Regions from separate parts of the Mus musculus genome. Here region 1 is linked to region 2. The links are chromatin loops, found by intact Hi-C in ENCODE. Cell type or tissue: left cerebral cortex. All regions are shown on one strand. Links, peaks and the distances in the headings refer to the core of each region. The heading gives the core; the rest is flanking DNA.

Region 1 (2,913 bases), core at 235-2,734, 73 kb before region 2:
ATCTCTGTGCCATGGCTTCCTGATTATACCACAGGGATAATTATACAGCCAACCCCAAAGTGATAAGGATAGAATAGTATGAACTTAGGAGGTGAACTATTTAGCATGCAGTAACTACTCAGTACGTGACTTGTACTTTTATAATCCGAGTTCAAAGTGAACAGCAGAGTGGTGTGGGAGATGTGACACTAAGCTTTCTCTGCTCAGCTTGACTTCCATCCCACTGTGTTGCTGTGAGTTTTTGTTTCGTGTGTTATCTGAAGTAGTAAAATGATGTCCTAGTTTCTTCTTTTCTAGCTGCTGTGACAAAATACCCCAAGGAAAGAAACTTAGGAAGAAAGGAGTTTATTTTAAGAAGAAAGGAGTTTATTTTAGCACATGGGTCCATCTTATAGTCCATCATAGCAGGGAAAGCAGAGCAGCAGAAGTTTGAGGGAGCTGCTCAGATCACATCCATGATCTGAGAGCAAAGAACAGATTCATCTCCCTGCCTCCACTCTTACACAGTTCAAGATTGCCTGCTTAGGGAATGACATCACTCATAGTGAGCAGGCTTTCCCACCTCAATGTAATCAAGATAATCTCCTATAAATCAGCCCATGGACCAACCTGATCTATACGATAACTCACTGAGATTCTTTTTCAGGTGATCCTAGATTGTATTTCATTGACAGTTAAAACTAACCATTACACATGGCATATGACAAGATGTGGATCACAGAAGATCCAAGTAAACTTCCTAAAGCAATGAAGAAGGAAGTTATTGGTATTTGTTGATGCACGTCTCCCAAAACACAATAGAGCTTCATGTAGCTACAGATGAAGCCAGAGGTAGCAACATCAAGAGTCAACTCCTCACAGAGTGTGGTGGTTCATTCTGCATGTGGGAGGCAGAGGCAGGTGGATCCTTATAAGTTTGAGGTCAGACTGGACTACATAGCAAGTTCTAGGCTAGCCAGAGGACACAGTGAGATCCTGTCTCAAATATGAAACAAACAAACAAACAACAAACAAACAAACAAACAAAGAGTCTACTTCTCTTCATCTCTCTGCCTTTGTGTCAGGAACATATGTTGACCTTGCAGAAAATAAAATATGTAAGTGTGGACTGTGTATTTTACATTGTCCTGCAGATAAATGAACAACTTCATTGCATTATTGTGCTCAAAAGCCTTAACACCGCTGGTATTGAAACTGGTTCCTGTTTTCAGTCTATTCCTAAGCCAATCCTTGCAGCCAGCGGCATGGGAGGTAACAGTTGGTTGGTCTGGCATACTTCCATGTGTTTCATCCATAGAACTGGAGTGAAGTCATCTCTCCAGCATTTTATGGGTCTTCAAAGTCCCACTCAGTGGGTTTGGCTGCCATCAGAGTATCCTCAACTCCAAGTTTTAGACTAGAGTACAGAGCTTGTTTTGATCTGCCAGTGAGCTTCTCCAAGAAATCATATGGCTGTCTTAACACTGGTTCTTGGCTTTATTTCCCGAAGAGAAAGAGTGATTTGGTTAGGACCCATGGACTTTTTATGGCTGTTTTTACTTGTCGCTTTCATGGCAGCTGCTTTCCAACTCCTTCTGGTGTTTGTGCGCCACTAAAGCTAAGACTGAGCTGCAGCTTCTCCCAGAAATAAAACTGCTATGGATATTGTAGGTTGGCTAAGCCTACTTCCAGCTATGTTAGCAGATGCCTCAATATTTCTGGAAACCATCTTTTCATCTCCAAAACAGATTCCTAGGACAACAGGGCTGTTAAGGAGCTTGTGAGGGCATGCTTTCTGTTACTGAAACAAAATCTTGAAGGCTAGCTCCTTCTTATAGCAAAGAGGTTTTGTTAGGTTACGATTTTGAAGGTTGCAAGTACCAAGTTGGCTAGCCCCTTTGGTTCACTTTCTAAAGTGAGCCTGCAATGGCAGGTGGCATTGTGACTGGAACGATCACATAGTAAGACATAGCAAGACATAGTAAGACAAAGATCACATGGTAAGAAGTCAGAACACAAGGGAGCAGACAAGTTTGCTCTTTTATAACAAGCCAGTATTGAGAAGTAACTAATATGGGGTATTAATCCATTGAGAAGTACCTAAATTCCTTCCAAGGACAGCACAACTAGTGCCTAGTTGTCTTGTAGTACTTCTGCATCTTAAATGCTCTAACACCATCCCATACTTGAGTAACAAGACCACAGTACCAGCATAGGATTTTTTGGTGTGCGTCGGGGATATGTCCAAGCCATAGCAAGACTTAAAATATATGCAGAGAGAATTTCTTAGTGAGAGGTAACATTAAGTTGAGCTATCTGCTCTTCAGAGACACATAATTTACTACCTTGTATAATGTATCCAGGTTCACTTCTATTATGACACACCCTTATTATCCTCAGTGAAAGTAATTTTGTTATTTGTTTCCTCGCACTAGAGTATAAGGCTCATGAAAGCAGGACATATATCCATCTGGCTGGTTGTAGGTTACTACTGTGGGAAATTGAGGGCAGTGTTGTTGAGGATGCTAGGACACAAAGGAGACCTCCAAGATCCCTCACCGAGAGGGGAAGGATATGGGGTATTAATCCATTACTTCCCAAGATACTCTGATGACCTACACATTCCATCCTGCTCTGCCCACAGGCAGAGTGGGACGTTTGTGACCAGAGTAAATCTGTGCCAGAGACCCCTCCACCAAAGTCTTAGCACTTGCAGTTGGTAGCAGCTGAACCCACCTGCACAGTGTTGGTGAGTGCTGAGGGATGGTTATATGGATAAGGTAGCCACAGCATCTACTCCACAGTTGACTGGCAAATGGTGACCATTTTGGGTGATTCAGGAGGACAAGCTTGAGATAGGGCCAGTGTCCTTGGTGTCACAACATGTCACTAAGCCCGGACAGCCTCGTCCTTTCATCTGATTATTAATTTGAA
Region 2 (2,913 bases), core at 199-2,698:
CAGCTAGTCTAGGCTGAAGAGAAGAGCAAATCTCATTAGTTAGGCCTTTCCTTCCAGAAGCCATAAATCAAAAGTGTTCTGGTCTCAACCCAACTGGCACCACAATGTAATTTACTTTTAAGCAGACGAATGAGTATTTTGTATAAAAATCATTCTCCTTTAAATATTAAGGGGTGGAGCTTTCCTATTTTCTTTCCAATGGCTTTTATTATGTCTTGAGGGCAAAGACTTCCAATTTCAGGATGGAAATCAATGAGAAACATGATCAAATTTCAGAAACATGGTGTTACAACCAGTGGTTTTGGACTGTGTCTGGGATTCTGAAGGCTGTATTTATTCTCTCCACGACACACACTGACTCCTTGAGACAACAGAATCCAGTATTCCTTCATGTCAGTGATGTGCACACTTTTTTGAGAGCAGAGACATTTTGATATGAGCATATATATACATATGTGTGTGTGTGTGTTTGGTATTTTCTTGCAACCACTTCTGTGAATCATGGTAAGGAATGAATGAACTCAGCTTGAGTAAACAGCTAGAGAGAGAGAGAGAGAGAGAGAGAGAGAGAGAGAGAGAGAGAGAGAGAGAGAGAGAGAAGGGGAGGGGAGGGGAGGGGAGGGGAGAAGGGGAGCTGAGAAGGGGAGGGGAGGGAGGAGAGGGGAGGGGAGGGGAAAGGAGAAGAGAAGAGAAGAGAAGAGAAGAGAAGAGAAGAGAAGAGAAGAGAAGAGGAAAGAGACAGACAGAGAGCAGAAAGGGGAGAGAGACACAGAGAGAGCCAGAGAGACAGACAGAGAGAGAGAAGCTGTGATCATTTAAACTTGGAAGTCCCAAGAGGCCAAGAAAAAGTCCAGGGTGTCTTTAGGAAATGAAGAAAGATAAGACACAAGTGATGTAACAGGACAAAGTTTCTCTAAGGATCAAAGTTCCAAAGTTCTGAACACAGGACAAGAGTGGCCAGAAGTTTGTTCACAGTCAGTTCTGGATAAAAGGCAAAATGCTCCCTGAATTGTGAGTGTTCACTGCTCTCACTTCAATAAAGCTTTGAAATTTCAAACAACTAAGACTCCTGGGAGCTTTCAGGAGATCTCTTTCTACAGAAACTGGGAGAAAGAGAGGGAGATTTTCTCAGTCTCCTGTGCAACAGGATTTTGGTTCCCTGTCCCTCAATCTCCTGGTGACCACACATGGTGTTCATGTAAGGCCTGGGTCCTGCACTCTCCTCTGTGTCCTTCCACAACTGCCCACACCTTTGTCCAGAATCACTGCAAGCTATCCACCTTGGATTCTGTCTGTTTCTTGTCAGGCTCCTGAGAGACTCTTGACATACACAGGTCATTGTTACCATGCAGACATAAAGGATGACAACGCTGGGAAGTCCCCTTGAGAGGATGTGGCTTACCAGGTGGCTCTTCTTTGGGTTAAAAAGTGAATGGCGTCAGCTGCTTGCCTGTATTTGAGAGGTGTTAAATGTGTGTATGTGAGAAGTGCAGCTCCATCCTTGAGTGATGCTAGCACTGGAATTCCTGTCTCAGTGTTGTGATGCTGAGCCCACATATCACCCCGCCCACACAGAGAACGGAAGCCTCAAAGCTTTGGCAAGTGCAGCTAAGCTTTCTTCTCAGCTCCTGCCAGCCCTGAGGGTTTTGGGAAATGTGTGTTTGATCCTCTGCTTCTAAGGCAGTCATTCTCAGCCTGTAGGTCTGACCTCTCTAGAGGTCGAATGATCCTTTCACAGGGGTCACATATCAGATATCCTGCATATCAGATATCTACATTTTGATTCACAACAGTAGCAAATTCGTAGTTATGAAGTAGCAATGAAATCATTTTATGGCTGAGGGTCACCACAACATGAGGAATTGTATTAAAGGGTCACAGTATTAAAAACCACTGTTCTAAGGGGGTGTAGTCTCTGGGAAGCTCTGGCAAGATCTAGCAGAGTATTGCTCTCTGGCTTCCTCCCTGTTGGGGTGTGAGCAATAAACAACAGGGTGCTACTGGAGGCCTCAGGTCTTGCTGGGCAGCACTGGCCTGCAGAGCATGCTCTCTGGGTTCTGCCCTTTAGTTTCAGGATGGCCATAGGTGTCCTTCCTGGAGCATCCTATTCTCTGTGTGTGTGTCTCTAAACCTTTACTGTACCTACATGCACAGCCCTGGGAGAAAACATCTGTTAATTTAGCATTGTTCTCAGACCCTGACCACTACATTCACCAGCATTTTTGCAATTATTTCCCCTTTTTACTTGGTCCATTTCAAAACACAGGGTACCTCAGGGAGGGGTTGTGAGGGGGAGGGGCTGTGACAGGGAGGGGCTGTGAGGGGGAGGGGCTGTGAGGGGGAGGGGCTTTGACAGGGAGAGGCTATGACAGGAAGGGGCTGTGATGTGGAGGGGCTGTGACAGGGAGGGGCTATGACAGGGAGGGGCTGAGACAGGGAGGGGCTTTGACAGGGAGGGACTGTGACAGGGAGGGGCTGTGACAGAGAGGGGCTGTGACAGAGAGGGGCTGTGATGGGGAGGGGCTGTGACAGAGAGGGGCTGTGACAGAGAGGGGTTGTAAGGGGGAGGGACTGTGACAGGGAGGGGCTGTGATGGGGAGGGGCTGTGACAGAGAGGGGTTATGAGGGGGAGGGGCTGTGACAGGGAGGGGCTTTGACAGGGAGGGACTGTGACAGGGAGGGGCTGTGACAGGGAGGGGCTATGATGGGGAGGGTTTGGGACAGGGAGGGGCTGTGAGGGGGCGGGGCTGGGACAGGGAGGGGCTGTGACAGGGAGGGGATATGACAAGTAGGATCTGTTACAGAGAGGGGCTGTGATGGGGAGGGGCTGTGATGAGGAGGGGCTGTGACAGGGAGGGACTATGACAGGGAGAGTGAACAAAACACCAGCAAATGAGCCTGGATTTGTTTTCG

Evidence for each region. Hi-C counts contacts between places; a loop is a spot of excess contacts. Peaks named below come from ENCODE experiments on the same cell type or tissue, not always from the same donor. Only the 100,000 strongest peaks of a DNase experiment are listed, where the experiment ranks them.
Region 1: it touches region 2 in a loop (2.9-fold over the local background); 2 of 42 quality-filtered maps call a loop at or near these places.

The regions. Positions count from the first base shown.
Region 1 is chr11:33,625,954-33,628,866 of GRCm38, forward strand. No RefSeq gene overlaps it. Among named protein-coding and RNA genes, the nearest start is that of Gm12119, 7.3 kb to the right of the region's middle. In left cerebral cortex, for the core only: no CTCF peak of the experiment used is centred there; a DNase peak (open chromatin) is centred at 1,568.
Region 2 is chr11:33,699,442-33,702,354 of GRCm38, forward strand. All of the region lies in intron 1 of Kcnip1 (Kv channel-interacting protein 1), which reads right to left. Among named protein-coding and RNA genes, the nearest start is that of Gm12119, 66 kb to the left of the region's middle. In left cerebral cortex, for the core only: no CTCF peak of the experiment used is centred there; a DNase peak (open chromatin) is centred at 1,561.